Linked DNA regions of Homo sapiens: region 2 is linked to region 1. Evidence: chromatin loops called from intact Hi-C (ENCODE). Cell type or tissue: left ventricle myocardium inferior. All regions are shown on one strand.

Evidence for each region. Peaks named below come from ENCODE experiments on the same cell type or tissue, not always from the same donor. Only the 100,000 strongest peaks of a DNase experiment are listed, where the experiment ranks them.
Region 2: it touches region 1 in a loop (1.9-fold over the local background); 17 of 110 quality-filtered maps call a loop at or near these places.

What each region holds. Positions count from the first base shown.
Region 1 is chr2:6,954,642-6,962,641 of GRCh38, forward strand. All of the region lies in intron 2 of RNF144A (ring finger protein 144A), which reads left to right. Among named protein-coding and RNA genes, the nearest start is that of GRASLND, 40 kb to the left of the region's middle. RefSeq lists a silencer at 6,117-6,411. In left ventricle myocardium inferior, no CTCF peak of the experiment used is centred here; DNase peaks (open chromatin) are centred at 3,506 and 4,418; H3K27ac peaks cover 5,753 bases.
Region 2 is chr2:6,901,692-6,909,691 of GRCh38, forward strand. No RefSeq gene overlaps it. Among named protein-coding and RNA genes, the nearest start is that of RNF144A, 12 kb to the right of the region's middle. In left ventricle myocardium inferior, no CTCF peak of the experiment used is centred here; no DNase peak of the experiment used is centred here.

The DNA.
Region 1 (8,000 bases):
GAAGATGGGAACTCTCCACTGATAGGTTTTTCATGACACTTATGTAGATTTTCAATTAAGTAGGCACAAGAGATTTTCAGTGTAGAAAAAGTATTTTATGATTCATGTGAACTAGACAAAGGACTGAGATCTTACGTGCGTGTAAGTCCAGGGCCATGTGACACACTTTGCAAATGTGGAAAGAACACAGCACTGGTAAACTTAGCTGTCGTCAAGTTGATATTCTAGATTATTTTCATTCTATAATGTTTTAAACCTTATTTTCTGTAGTAAACATATATTAACATTTATAAGGTGACCCACACACTACCGTTTTTAAAAAGATAGTGTTATTTTTAAAATAGACACCTCTTTGACCTATTTTTTTCTGTGTGACTTGAAATTTGGAGACAAATCAGGATTTCATCATGAAACATGTTTATTAGGGTGTCTGTAGAACAATGACATGGCTTGTTAGGATAAGATAAGAAACGTTTTTTCTTTTGATTGTTTTACTCTAAGGCAACACTGTTGTGTGCAAATATGAACACTTAAAGGAAATCATAGGGATCATGCAGTACAGAATTTTCAAAATTTGGGGAGTAGTTTTGTGGTAATCCATTTTCCAGAGGAAGTCTTATGGAAGCCTAATGTCTGAAAAATAAATAATAAAATTCGGCTTAGGCTCAGATGGGAATAAGTTTAGCGCCCCTGTGACCCCCATCAACTAAGGCTTCCCCTCTGTGGTTCCCCTCTGTGAAACCCACAAGAACATCCTTTACATTTAAGGCCTTCATATTACAGAGGAGGGATCAGAGACCCGTGGGGATTCCAGGGCTGGCCAGTGCCTAGACCGAGTCAATTCTTCTCAGCCCATTCCAGGCCCTCCTGCCATCCACAGCTCATTTCCACAACTAAATAGAGTTGCTCCTTCAAGCAAAGCCAATTAGGAAGTGTCTGGTGCATTTTCTTTCTTAATTATTTCCTTTACAATCATCACTGTGTCTAGATGTTTTCCTTGGATGACCCCCAATTTTCCAGCCAGACTTGCCCTGTCTGTTGCATCCTAGCACCGTGCCTGCTCCTGGCTTTGTTGGTGTCTCCTGGACTGGAAAAGCCTGTCCAGTGTCCCAAAACAGGGATTTGGTGACAAGAAGCCCCATTTTAATGGCTGTCTTTTGTTTGCTACAGGCCCTTTACTGGTCTTCTAGATGTTGTCACAGAGGGATTGATTCTTTTCAAGCAGACAGACCACATGCTATTTCTGTGCTGTAAATTTCCAAAGCTTCTTCCCTGTCCACCTCTCCAACCACACACTGGAACAAGAAGTGTGTTTGCAGCTATAATCAGCACACTTAAGTACTAGTTAAATTCAGAGTGAGTACAAAATCCGTACAGCTCCTGACTCTGAAAGAGGCTATAAAAATATTATAACATGGCTTCAAGCCCTCTGGGACCTTTAAAAATAAGGTGATCCCTCCTAACCCATTTAAAGCTTATTGGGGGTTCTAAAATAGCCCAGATTACATGTTAAGGGAGTTGTCTGATTCATAGAGGATTGTGTCAGACACCCAGGAGTCCTGGCTGCCGACTAGCAAATTCTTTTCTTGTTTCTGTTTTTTTTTCGGGGGGTGGGGGATAAGGTGCACAGTTATAGCCACTTACTTTCCTGTAAACTTCCTGAGGCTAGTCACCTTCGTCTGTACCCATGGCGTGTACCTGAAATGGTTGTGAAGTAGCCCAACAAGAGAGTCAGAGGTGCCTCCAGAAGAAGCAGCTTTCAGCTCCCTAATCTCATCTGTACACCACACATCTTTTTGGATGTCATTTCTGTAGGTTGTTGCATAGATCCCCATGACAGCCCTTTGAGTAGCAGGGCAGTTCTCACCAACCCAAATCACAGATGATGATACTGAGGCTTTATGGCACCATGGAATGGTCCAAGGTCTCATGAATTTAATTTGCAGTTGGGTCTTGAATCTGGGTCTCTTGGATCTTAGACCGAGATTTTTGTTTGCTTGGCTTACTGTTAATCTCAGGTCTGATGTTGGGATACCCTGTTCTAATCTAGTGGCATCCGGGGACGCTGCTCAGCTTCAATGTGAGAACAACTCTGCATGCTTCTGGGAGGCTTGGTGGTTTATAGTCCACTCCCTCATACATTATCTGATAAGCTTTCAGCAAATACATATGCTACAAAAAATATGCAGGGCACTTGCAAATTATTACTTATCTGCAGCAAAGTTCTGACTGCTTTCCTTGTCTCAGACTGTAGAAAATCATGTGAAAATGACAAGCATATTAAAATGCTCTCTGTTGAAAACTCCATCAGTAGTTCTCAGGGCATCAGGAGCAAAGTCTGGACTCTTCCTGAACGTGTGAGGAAGCTCCTGGCCTGGCTGCAGCCTCATTTACTCTTAGGCCCCCAGCACACTCCAACTGGAATGTGAGGAATAATTGGTGGCCCTGGACAGCCCTTTGGTGGCATGGTTTCTCACTGGCTGTTCCCTCCCCTTGGCCCAGTGTCTGCAGGAAGCTCTTCGTGAGAGCCCTTCTCGTTGAGAAACCCCTTCTCTGTCCCACGTGCTTGCCTCTGTTGAATCCTGTATCTGTCTGTCCTGCATGTAGGGCTTTACCCGCTACATGTGGGCTCTGAGCTCAGCGTAGAGGGCCTGGCATCTGCTCCGGTGTTGAGAGTGCTCAGAGGTCAGAAGGCACTTGGTAAATATTAGCTGAATGAAGGAACTGTATTTTAAAACAATTCCCTTTTGTGTTATATTTGTGCAAAAGTGTGTGCAAAGTGTGACTGGAAGAATGTGATTATGTGTGGGTAAGTGCTGGATGTTGTGCGTACTAAGAGGGAAACTGGTCTACCTGATGCCCACCTTGGCGTTGACCACATCAGGCTCAGAGAGCTCACTGCATAGAGGCTGCTGTGGGATTGGCAGGGAATGGGTACCCCGCATGGTTTATCTCTATTTCCTCCAAGCAACTCTGCACACTTTTGCATAGAGCTGACCCTCAACAAGTGCTTTTGGGATTGAATGACACTGTAATCTCTCTAAATACTTGGACTTTATGAGCCCTCTGGTTCTAGGCCTCTGCTGAGATCCTAGAGGACACTGAAAGGCATATTCTGAGAGCTACCTCTTTGCAAATGCTTTTATTTTAAGTAAAAGAAAATGTCCTTGTTTCCTCCTACCCCTTTTCCAATCTTAGCACTCTATATTGCCTTGCAGGGACTGTGGGCCATCACTAGCTCCCCGCCTCTCACCACTCAATCTCAACATGTCTGTTTTTTAGCAGCTTGGTGTGAGGCTCTTAGCTTTCCTTCTGGGGGCTGCAGCTGAGACTGCCTAATCTTGGATTTGCCCAGTTAGGCAACGACAGAATGGGGTGGGGGAGTCGGGATGGAGCTCCAGGGAAGCAGATGGATCGCCGGAGGGCTGCTGTCACATTGCATTGGAAGGTGACAGATGGAAGCACACAGTAGTCTGCAGCCAGGCTGTCATGCGCAGCCACCATGGGGCACCGGGCGTGCTGTCTCTTCCTGGAAGGTGGAACTTGATCACCACTCTGCCTGGCCTCAGCAGTCCCTTCTGCGGGGCTCTGCTCTGGGCTGGTGAAGGGACAGAAAGCAAAGTGGAGTGATTGAAGGACACAGTCCAGTAACTCAGCAGCCTGCCGTGCCAGAGACAGAACAGACACACGGACAAGGGCAAGCCTTCCTTGCTTTCCTCCCCGACACCCAGGTGACCACCCAGTTTGGGAGGAAAACAGAATATTGCATTTTAGGTAGAGCAGCTGATTAAAGTTCTCGGGCCAGATGTCTTAGTGATTCATGGTGCTCTCAGCATAGACCTTGAGCAATAACCCATGTGGCCCACTTTTTCGTTCTTGGTGGAGCGCTGGCTCCTTCTGGGAGTTACAAATGTTGGGCTGTGACTAGCACCTTGAGCTAACTCAGTAGCCTCTCTCCTATGTCACGGTGGGAGTGTGTGGGACGTTGAGGTACAAAGCTGAAGAAGGTTCAGTGTTCATGATTCTGGGGGACTGTCCACGTGACCGTAATCTATTTCCCAGAGGGTCCCAGGCTGGCTGCCTTCCCAATCAGACAGTTGCTTCTGTGCATCCCGCAGGAGGAGGCAGAGGAGGACATGGGCCTGGTGTCTCACCTGCAAGGTGGCAGTGGGGTAGGCTGTGCAGAGATCAAGGTTGGGAGTGGGCCCTGCTGAAAGGAGCTTGGACACTATTCCAAAGCTTCTCTTTTACCCAATGGCTCCCTAAAAGCTTCTCTTTTACCCAGTGACTCCCTAAATGGTGCATTAGATCATCTTGCAGGTGCAGCGTGGGCGTCCAGTTACTGCTCTCCGGGGCTTGCTCCCCTGATCACTCTCTTACTGCCCTCAGAGCACAGAACACGTGATGCTCCTGGCGAAGCACCTCATTGACTCATTCCAAATAAACTCCCTCAGTGAGAGGACAGGGCCTCTGCATCCCTGTGGCCAAGTCACAGCACTGGGGGTGAGGCTGGTGATCTGATACATCAGAAGCGCCCTGGCTTGTCTGCAACTCCAGGGAGTTCTGATCTCAGGGTCTCATGAAGCCTTGTAACTTTCACAACTTGTTCTCTCAGTGGGACATTGGGGTATGGCCAGGAGTCAGAGACTTTAAAAAGGAAGCAGAGGGATTGAAAGGCGGGATGGAAGTGAAAGTGGAGCATGGCTCATTGGTGTGATTATTTAATAGATTACTAGGAAAACAGGGATCATGATGTACAATTGCGTGTGCACATCCAGATAGGAGAGCTGCTGTTGGATGTCTTAGTTCATTTTCTGTCGCTGTAATAGAGTATCTGAGACTGGGTGATATAAAGAAAAGAAGTTTATTTCTCACAGTCCTGGAGGCTGGGAAGTCCGGGATCAGGTGACCTCATGGGGTGGGCTGTTGGTGAGGGGCCTCACGCGGCATCATAGCACAGCAGAAGGCATCACAGGATGAGGGGCACACGAAAGAAAACCAAAGTGGCTTCTATAACAGACTCACTCTCAGGGTAGCTGTTCTACTCCTATGATAACCCATTAATCTGTTCATCCATAACCGGTGAATGGATTAATCCGGTCATGAGGGCAGACGCCTTATGACCCAGTCATTTCTTAAAGATCACCACCCCCCCCATACTGTTTCATTGAGGATTAAGTTTCAGCATGAGTTCCAGAGGGAACCAACATTGAAACCATAGCACTGGAGCAGCAAGTGAAGTTCCCAATTCCCCTGGATTCCCCGGGACTTGTCTACTACCAAATAGGCACTTTGATCTCAGTCAAGGGGCTACCTGTCCCTGCCCTCATATGGAGATCATACAGTGCTGCTCCATGTTACTTCCTCTCTGTGGCCTGTATTCCGGAGACCCTCCAGCACTCACATTCTGTGATTCCAAGAGTTATAAATGAATGTCTTGCCCCTAGTATCCAGGAGGATATTTCATGGCAATGGAGACCACTGGAAAACTAAAGGGAAACATGGGTGGAGGAAAAGTAAACTGTGTTGTTCAGTGAAGCCCTAAAATCCTCTTCTTTTTCCTTATTTTCCCTCGGAGTAGACTAGGGACGATGTATATCATAGGCCCTTGTGCCTTTGGCATGGAATCTTCGCAACAGAGTGAAAACCTTTGAGGTTCCCAGATCAACTCTTAGAATCTGCCTTACTCACCTATTTTTTAAAAAATGAGCCCAGCTGAAGGTGGCTTCTGACATTTGAAAGGCATACCATGAAGGGACTTTGGCTTTTGTTAGAGAACTTGAGTCGGGGTGAGTCCACCTGGGCCCCTGGATGATACTCTTTTAAAAAGGCAATGAGAGTGGCCAAGGTTGTGTTCTGGAAAGTGATGGTCACAACACACAACCGGGGAAGTATAACACCATCTTGAATTGAAGGAGAAATTAATCACGACTCGGAAGTATTGGTGTGTAGAGAGAAGGATACTCAGGTGGAAGAGCACTGACCTGCTCTCTGCGTAGATCAGGCATGTATTTCATCTCACCGTGAGGGGAGGAAGTCATGCCAGGTAAATCTCAAGGCGCTTCCACACCTGAAATGTTCCTGGCAAATACATGGGTTCCCCGGTGTGGAGGTATGAGAGTTCTTTTCTCCTTCACCGCAGACAGGCAGGTCTGTGGCAGTTTCAGGCTCTCTGCTGGATTCACACTCATAAGTGGTTTGTTTACTTCCTTCAGCATGAAGGAAGAGCTGAAGAAAGTGCTGGCATGCGCTTACTTTTGAAATTGGCAGTGAAGTGATTGTATGAAGTCATTGGTCAGCATAATGCCAATTTCAATTGTGTGTGCGTGTGTGTGTACGTGTGTGTGTTTGGTAGTGAAGAAAGCTTTCAGAAAAATCTGCTTTGCTATTTGAAATGCAACGTGGTCCTCTGGATGTCTTTCTTGTACTTACATGGTTTTTTTTTTCTGTATGGCTTTTAGTGTAATTTCTCTTTAAAACATAATAATTTAGCAATTAGAAAAGGAATAATGCATGCTTTTCTTTTTTTAAGTCTGATGTTAAATCAGTCCATGGGTTTCTGGTTACTTCTTACTGCATCACAGAAAGGTCTATTGCTTCATAGGCATTTAACATGTTGCGATTATCTTTATGATAATAAATCTTTATGATGATAATGATTATGTGCTACGACAATATGACCAGGAAAAAAAATTATTTTCTGAGGGGTGGAGGCGTTTTATTTTCCAGATTGAATTCCTATAAAGGTACATTTTTTTTTTCCCTCTTAGAATGTGAACTACTCTTTTACAGACCTGCACTGAGTGCCTTCTGTGTCCAGGGCACTGTGAGTGGAGTCCCTGCGATCCAGAGTATTTGATACAGATCCAGCCTTAGGAGATAGTAATGTATTTGGAGAGATGAGACATGCATGCATCCTAAGGACATAATTTATATTTTATTTCAAGAGCAAGAGAACACTAAGAGAGGAAAGCTCCGATGCAAGGATCTTGCTGTGGATGACATCCTTGAGGCCATGCCTTCATGTCTGGCACATGACTTTGAATACCCATCCCTCTTTTGTCCTTCTGCCTAGAATTTCTTTCACTCATAACAACATCACTCCAACCTTAAAGCCCAGCATGAATACCCCTTCTTCCATGAAGTATTCCTGACTTGGCCACCTGGAAATGCTGTGTTTTCTTGGAATTCCTAGGCAGTGTGTGGTATTGTGGAAGTAGTATTAGCTACAGTGTTTGATTGGCATTTGAAAATCTCTCTCTCATTTACTAAATACATGTGAAATTGAAACAGCCTCGTTGTCTGGGGTAATATCTGAGGTTTGTTGTTTCATGGCCAGGGAGAACAAGGACACGGACATACGAAGAGTGAGGTTGACAGTGGAAGTTTAATAGGTGAAAGAAAGAGAATAGCTCTCCGCTACAGAGAGCGGTCCTGGAAAAATGCGTTGTGGGATCCACGGTGAAATGCAGGGGGTTTTATAGATAAGCTGGTGGGGAATGATACCTGGTCTACATAGGGAGCTAAAGACTGGTTATGCCAGGTGTGCCATTTGCATAGGGCACAAATCTCTGGTAGCCCCCACCCTAATGATTTATTATGCAGGCGGGTTCTCTGCCTGAGCTCCACCATGTTGCCCTTTTATTTATTACTGTACACGTGGTAACAGAAAAGGGAAGATGGAGCCTCCATGTTGGACATGCCCGGCCCCCAGGTCACCCTTTTCTATGGTGCAGCTGCTGGCATCCCCCATAGAAGTTTCTGGCTTCCTTATTTATGTTTGCAGCTCCATTTCTCAGGCTGTTCTTTGTTACAAGAGAAATGATTTTGGGAGGTTGCTTTTTGTTAGAAGGGAAGCTCTGCCGAGGACTCTTTTTGATCTCATAATTTCTTTCTACCTCCCATATCAAAACTTTGTGCTATTTAGCCTTCTGACTGAACACTGGTTTCCTCATCTGTGAAGCCAATATCTCATCAGATTATGGATAAATTCACCGAAA
Region 2 (8,000 bases), 53 kb before region 1:
CTATTTGATTCTTCTCTCTTTTCTTCTTTGTTAGTCTGGCTAGCAGTCTATCTATTTTGTTGATCTTTTCAAAAAAACTAGCTCCTGGATTCATTGATTTTTTTGAAGTGCTTTTCATGTTTTTATCTCCTTCAGTTCTGCTCTGATCATAGTTATTTCTTGTCTTCTGCTAGCTTTTGAATTTATTTACTCTTGCTTCTCCAGTTTTTTTAATTGTGATGTTAGGGTGTCGATTTTAGATCCTTCTCACTTTCTCCTGGGGGCATTTAGTGCTATAAATTTCCCTCTAAACACTGCTTTAGCTGTGTCCCAGAGATTCTGGTATGTTGTGTCTCTGTTTTCACTGGTTTCAAAGAACTTATTTATTTCTACCTTCATTTCGTTACTTACCCAGTAGTAATTCAGGAGCAGGTTGTTCAGTTTTCATGTAGTTGTGCGGTTTTGAGTGAGTTTCTTAATCCTGAGTTCTAATTTGATTGCACTGTGGTCTGAGAGATTGTTTGTTATGATTTCTGTTGTTTTGCATGTGGTAAGGAGTGTTTTGCTTCCAATTATGTGGTCATTAGAATAAGTGTGATGTGGTGCTGAGAAGAATGTATATTCTGTTGATTTGGGGTGGAGAGTTTTGTAGATGTCTATTAGGTCTGCTCAGTCCAGAGCTGAGTTCAAGTCCTGAATATCCTTGTTAATTTTCTGTCTCATTGATCTGTCTAATGTGGACAGCAGGGTGTTAAAGTCTCCCACTATTATTGTGTGAGAGTCTAAGTCTCTTTGTAGGTCTCTAAAAACTTGCTTTATGAATCAGGTTGCTTCTGTATTGGGTGCATGTATATTTAGGATAGTTAGCTCCTCTTGTTGCATCGGTCCCTTTACCATTACGTAATGCCCTTCTTTGTCTTTTTTGATCTTTGTTGGTTTAAATTCTGTTTTATCAGAGACTAGGATTGCAACCCCTGCTTTTTTTTTTCTTTCCATTTGATTGGTAAATATTCCTCCATCCCTTTATTTTGAGCCTATGTGTGTCTTTACACATGAGATGGGTCTCCTGAATACAGCACACCGATGGGTCTTGACTCTTCATGCAATCTGCCAGTCTGTGCCTTTTAATTGGGTCATTTAGCCCATTTACATTTAAGGTTAATATTGTTATGTGTAAATTTGATCCTGTCATTATGATGCTAGTTGGTTATTTTGCCCGTTAATTGATGCAGTTTCTTCATAGTGTTGTTGGTCTTTACAATTTGGTATGTTTTTGCAGTGCCTGGTACCAGTTTTTCCTTTCAATATTTAGGGCTTCCTTCAGGAGCTCTTGTAACCCAGGCCTGGTAGTGACAGAATCCCTCAACATTTATTTGTCTGTAAAGGATTTTATTTCTCCTTTGTTAATGAAGCTTCCTTTGGCTGGATATGAAATTCTGTGTTGAAAATTCTTTTTTTTTTAAGTGTTCAATATTGGCCCTCACTCTCTTCTGGCTTGCACAGTTTCTGTAGAGAGATCTGCTGTTAGTCTGATGGGCTTCCCTTTGTGGGTAACCTAGCCTTTCTCTCTGGCTGCCCTTAATATTTTTCCTTCATTTCAACCTTGGTAAATTTGACAATTATGTGTCTTGGGATTGTTCTTGAGGAGTATCTTTGTGGTGTTCTCTGTATTTCCTAATTTGAATGTTGGCCTGTCTTGCTAGGTTGGGGAAGTTCTCCTGGATGATATCCTGAAGTGTTTTCCAACTTGGTTCCATTATCCTCGTCTCTTTCAGGTACACCAATTAAACGTAGATTTGGTCTTTTCACATAATCCCATATTTCTTGGAGGCTTTGTTTGTTCCTTTGCATTCTTTTTTCTCTAATCTTGTCTTCACGCTTTATTTCATTAAGTTGATCTTCAATCTTTGATATCATTTCTTCCACTTGATCGATTCGGCTATTGATACTTGTGTATGCTTCATGAAGTTCTTGTGCTGTGTTTTTCAGCTCTATCAGGTCATTTATGTTCTTCTCTAAACTGGTTATTCTAGTTAGCAGTTCCTGTAACCTTTTATCAAGGTTCTTAGCTTCCTTGCATTGGGTTAGGACATGCTCCTTTAGCTTGGAGGAGTTTGTTGTTACCCACCTTCTGAAGTCTACCTCTGTCAGTCTGTCAAACTCATTCTGCATCCAGTTTTGTTTCCTTGCTGGTGGGGAGTTGTGATCCTTTGGAGGAGAAGAGGCATTGTGGTTTTTGGAATTTTCAGCATTTTTGTGCTGGTTTTTCCTCATCTTTGTGGATTTATCTACCTTTCATCTTTGATGTTGGTGACCTTTGGATGGGGTTTTTGCATGGGCATCCTTTCTGTGGATGTTGATGTTACTGATTTCTATTTGTTAGTTTTCCATCTAACAGTCAGACCCCTCTTCTGCAGGTCTGCTGGAGTTTGCCGGAGGTCCACTCCCGACCTTGTTTCCCTGATTAGCACCAGCAGAGGCTGCAGAACAGCAAATATTGCTGCCTGCTTCTTCCTCTGGAAGCTTTGTTCCAGAGGGTCGCCTGCCAGATGCCAGCTGGAACTCTCCTGTATGAGGTGTCTGTTGACCCCTGCTGGGAGGTATCTCCCAGTCAGGAGGCACGGGGGTCAGGGACCCAATTGAGGAGGCAATCTGTCCCTTAGCAGAGCTTGAGTGCTGTGCTGGGAGATCCGCTGCTCTCTTCAGAGCCAGCAGGCAGGAACATTTAAGTCTGCTGAAGCTGCGCCCACAGCCGCTCCTCCCGCCAGGTGCTCTGTCCCAAGGAGATGGGAGTTTTATCTGTAAGCTCCTGACTGGGGCTGGGGCTGCTGCCTTTCTTTTTTCTTTTTTTTTTTTTTGTTTTTTTTTTGAGACAGAGTCTCGCTGTGTTGCCCAGGCTGGAGCGCAGTCGCCCAATCTTAGCTCACTGCAACTTCTGCCTCCTGGGTTCAAGTGATTCTCCTCCCTCAGCCTCCTGAGTACCTGGGATTACAGGTGTGCACCACCATGCCCATCTAATTTTTGTATTTTTAATAGAGACGGGGTTTCACCGTGTTGGTCAGGTTGGTCTTGAACATCTGACCTTGTGATCCACCCACCTTGGCCTCCCAAAGTGCTGGAATTACAGGTGTGAGCCACCACACCTGGCCAGGCTGCTGCCTTTCTTTCAGAAATGCCCTGCCCAGAGAGGAGGAATCTAGAGAATCAGTCTGGCTAGAGCCACTTTGCTGTGCTGTGGTGGGCTCTACCCAGTTTGAACTTCCCAGCAGCTTTGTTTGAACTGTGAGGAGAAAACCACCTACTCAAGCCTCAGTAATGGCAGACGCCCCTCCCCGCCACCAAGCTCAAGTGTCCCAGGTTGACTTCAGACTGCTGTGCTGGCAGCAAGAATTTCAAACCAGTGGATCTTAGCTTGCTGGGCTCTGGGGGGGTGGGATCCGCTGAGCAAGAGCACTTGGCTCCCTGGCTTCAACCCCCTTTCCAGGGGAATGAACGGTTCTGTCTCACTGGTATTCCAGGGGCCACTGGGGTGCGAAAAAAAACTCCTGCAGCTAGCTCGGTGTCTGCCCAAATGGCCACCCAATTTTGTGCTTGAAACCTAGGTCCCTGGTGGAGAAGGCACCTGAGGGAATCTCCTGGTCTGTGGGTTGTGAAGACCACGGGAAAAGCATAGTAACTGGGCTGGATAGCACTGTTCCTCACAGCACCATCCCTCATGGCTTCCTTTGGCTAGGGGAAGGTGTTCCCTGACCCCTTGTGCTTCCTGGGTGAGGCGATGCCCCACCCTGCTTTGGCTCACCCTCCATGGGCTGCACCTGCTGTCCAACTAGTCCCAATGAGATGAGCCAGGTACCTCAGTTGGAAATGCAGAAATCACCCGCCTTCTTTGTTGGTCTTGTTGGGAGCTGCAGACCAGAGCTGTTCCTATTTGGCCATCTTGTCAGCCCTCCAGGTCAAGTTTAATCACACAAAACACCCCCATATATGCTTAGGAGAACTATAGCAAGTCCACGTCAGATGCTACTAAAATGGACTTAAAAGATCAGAAAGATTGCAACAATATTTATTTTTATTATTATTAAAAATACACATTTGTAGGATATTTGAAAACAGAGTAAAACAAAATGAAGAAAATTAAAATTACCCATAATTGTATCACATAGAGGTAACTGGTAATTTAGCTCACATCTGTCCAGTCATATATATTGCTTAATAGAATTGCATTCTTACTCAATACTTTTATTTTTCACATTATATCTTCTGAAGCTTTTTAAAGTTAATTAGCATTTTGTACTTTAATGAGAACAGCCAGTTCTTAACAATTCACACTAATAGATGAGAAAACATTCAATGGCATTAAAAAGTCAGAGCTCATTTGAAAAAAAACCCACTGGATTTGTTTTTGAGTTGTTTACATATTTGTTTATGGATGTAAGTGGTATCCTATTAATTTTAGTAATATTCTCTCTCTACACACACACACACACACACACACACACACACACACACACACACACACACACACAAAGCTCTGTGAAAGTTCATTCTTGGGGAATCTGGAAAACTGCCCAAACATTGTTTACTTTTTTCATTCAGGGCCACCTCAACTTGTTCCTAAACCCCTCTCAGCAACACATCTGAATAGACTGACCTTTGTCAGTTCTCTTCCTGGGTTATATTCAGCTTTATCTTTTATGTTTTCTGACATCTATTTGTGGGGATAACCAGAAAACCTGTGTATATGTGTAGTTGGTGGTATCTACTTTTGTGAAGAATACCTCATTTTTCATTAAATCATAACTCAGATATCACTTTTTCCTGGAAGCCTAGTAGACAGCAGGCATTTGAATGCTGGTTGAGTCAAACTGACCTGAATTAGTCAGCTCAGGCTGCCATAAAAACATACCGTATACCATGTGGCAGAAACAATACACATATATTTCTCTGGAGGCTGGAAGTCCAAGATCAAGGTGCCAACTGGTTAAGTTCCTGGTCAGGCTTCTTTCCCTGGCTTGCAGATGGCTGCCTTGTCCCTGTGTTCTCACATGGAGGAGACAGGGATCTCTCTCCTCTTAAAAGGCCACCATCATTTTGCATAAGGACTTCATTTGAACTTAACTACCTGCTAAAGACCCTGTGTCCAGATATAGTCACACAGGGGATCAGAGCTTTGACATGTGAGTTTTGGAAGGAGACCATTCAGTCCATAGCATGATCCATCATTTAAATGGTAAGATGCAATATACCTAATAGATTTGACCTGACTTTGATGCCATTTAATAGATTTGACTTGACTTTGTCTGATGGCAGTTAATAAAGCCACTTCTATTGAAGTAGGCAGTGCTGTGAGTATTATGACTTGGGGCCCCATGGACGTTTCCAGTCCTTTAAATATTGCCTCCATCCGCTGTGACAGAGCCTGAAATGTCTTCGTTGTGATTAAACTTGCAGTTTCTCCACTGATTTTCTGTAAAACTGAGGGAGTCTGGGGAATTAGCAAACATTAATCTTGTTCTTCAAGTTGTCGTTGGGATGTGTCAGCCCCACCTTTCTCTCAGGTATTGGCCAGGAGAGGGAAAAGCAGGGAACAGAGAGCAAACTTAAGCTATTTCCTACCTATTTGCCTACCACAACCTGGTGATGCCTGGCAAGATCCTTGTAGTTGAAAGATTTAATTCAGGAACAGCTTGGTGCATATCTACTGTGTGGTGAGACCTGTGCCAGACGCTATGGGGAATATCCAAGAAGAAGAGTCAGGCTTTTCATCTTTGAGAAATTTACAAATGTTAGGACAAGAGTTAGACACACGAGAGAGTTAAACAACTGAGTAAGAGAGGCAAAGCAGTGATAGAAAAGGCACCTGCCGTGGGACAGCCTGGCTTGAGCTGCAGTACCGTGTTTGATTAAGGGTGCGATACTTAGGTTCACAAAGGCCCAGTTTCCTCATCAGCAAAATGAGGGATCAATGCAGATTAGTGTAAGGACTTGAGTTAATTATACAAACAGCTCTTGGTGGCCTCTGGTAACTACTAACAGTTACCAATGAGTTCACATCATGTGAAAGCCATCCTTCATAATCTGAGGTAATGCAGGACAAAATAGATAAAAACTCATGGCACAGTTTGAAGTCCTGATAATTGTCATGAGCAAAAAGAGAGGACATTTGGGTTTTGGGGAAGAACACCTTAGAGAACAGGAGGCTTAAGACGGCTGCCCGTTAGTTAACTTACTCATTTAGTATGCACCTATGATGTATCAGCTTTTATAGCAAGTGCTAAAAACACAAAAATGAGCATAAGATTGTTTTGTCGCTAAGGTGCTCAAAGTTTAGTGGAGAAGGCAGTCTTGTAAACGAATAGGTAAAATAAGTGTTGAAGGATGGTAGAAGTAGCAACAAAGTTTTAACACACACACACACACACAAAACATGGAGGACTCTGGTGGTCTTTCATTCTACATCTTAATGGGAATATTGAGATGAGCGCTTCGCCAGAGCTCAGGTCTGAAAAATCCGGTAGAACATAAACTTCTAAAAATGTTCTGACTACTCATCCATAAAAAAAGAATGAATTAACGGCATTTGCAGCAACTTGAATGAGATTGGAGACTATTATTCTAAGTGAAGTAACTCAGGAATGGAAAACCAAAGGTTGTATGTTATCATACTTAAGTGGGAGCTAAGCTATCAGGATGCAAAGGCATAAGAATGACACAGTGGGCCTTGGGGACTCAGTAGGAAAGGGTGGGATGTGGGTGAGGGATAAAAGACTACAAATTGGGTGCAGTGTATACTGCTCGGGTGATGGGTGCCAAAGTTTCACAAATCACCACTACAGAATTTACTCATGTAGCCAAACACCACATGTTCCCCAATAACCTATGGAAACAAAAAACAAAACAAAAAAATGCTCTGCTCTGTTTTGTGAGGGGTCCAATGTCGGCCTTCAAGTGGCCTCAAAAATCAGAAATACAGACATGTGTGAAGCAACTTGATATAAGACAGCACAGGGTGGTGGGAGCCAGGGTGAGCTAGAGAACATACTCCTCTTAGAGGTGTTCAAGTTTTATAAAACATGACACTCCCCAAATGAAATACCCCTGAAGATCTGACTTGTCTTATCAGATGCCTGTTTTCAAATTCAAGTCACAGTGCCACCATGACTATCCCTAATTTATTCAGTGGTATATCAGGCATTAGCTATTCACTGAAAACTGGTAACCTTAATCACTGTTCCTTGAAGGAAATATTTTTACTCCCTGTTGTAAAGACTTTGAATAGTTATTCATACCCCCTTCTGTGAACATGAGAAAATTATACTTTCTCACCCTCTTTCAGTTAAGCAAAGCTACTAATTCCGGCCAATTATGAGTGCATTTAACTGCTAGTACAAGGCTGTACAACATTTGCTTTTGGGTCCACAGTGATTACAGAGGAGGCCTCATGTTGAGATGGCTGAGTCTAAAAACAGGCAACCTTGATCTTGTGTGCTTATTGGGAGGATAGTATTGGAGAGACAAATACGGTCACAGCAAACTGCATATATGGGACAGTTCACATTTTGAGATTACTTGTTACTGTAACACAGATTAGCCCGTCCTAACCAAAATGATCCCATAACAAATAACATTCAGATTGTCTAAGGCTAATGATGGAGATACAATTTCAATAGGGGTTAAGGCATTGGACTTCATAGTCCCATTTCACAATATTGACCAAGATTTACATTCTCCCTGGGGGTGGCTCTACAACTGATGGAATCACAATACTCTCGGTCTTGGGGGAATGCGCCATTGCCTCCTACCACTGGACACACAATTCTTCTCTTAACTTAAACTATATGGTCCTTAAGGGTAGAGCGCATATTTTAGCAGCTAAAAAGTTTTGAGCCCTGAAGTGGGCATGCCAAGTATGGTGTTAAGTGCTTTGCATAATTTTTATTTTAAATGCTCAGAGAAACCATAGAAGAGAAGTGTAATCATCCTTCATTTCATTGCTAAGGAAACTGGAGCTGAGGGAGTCT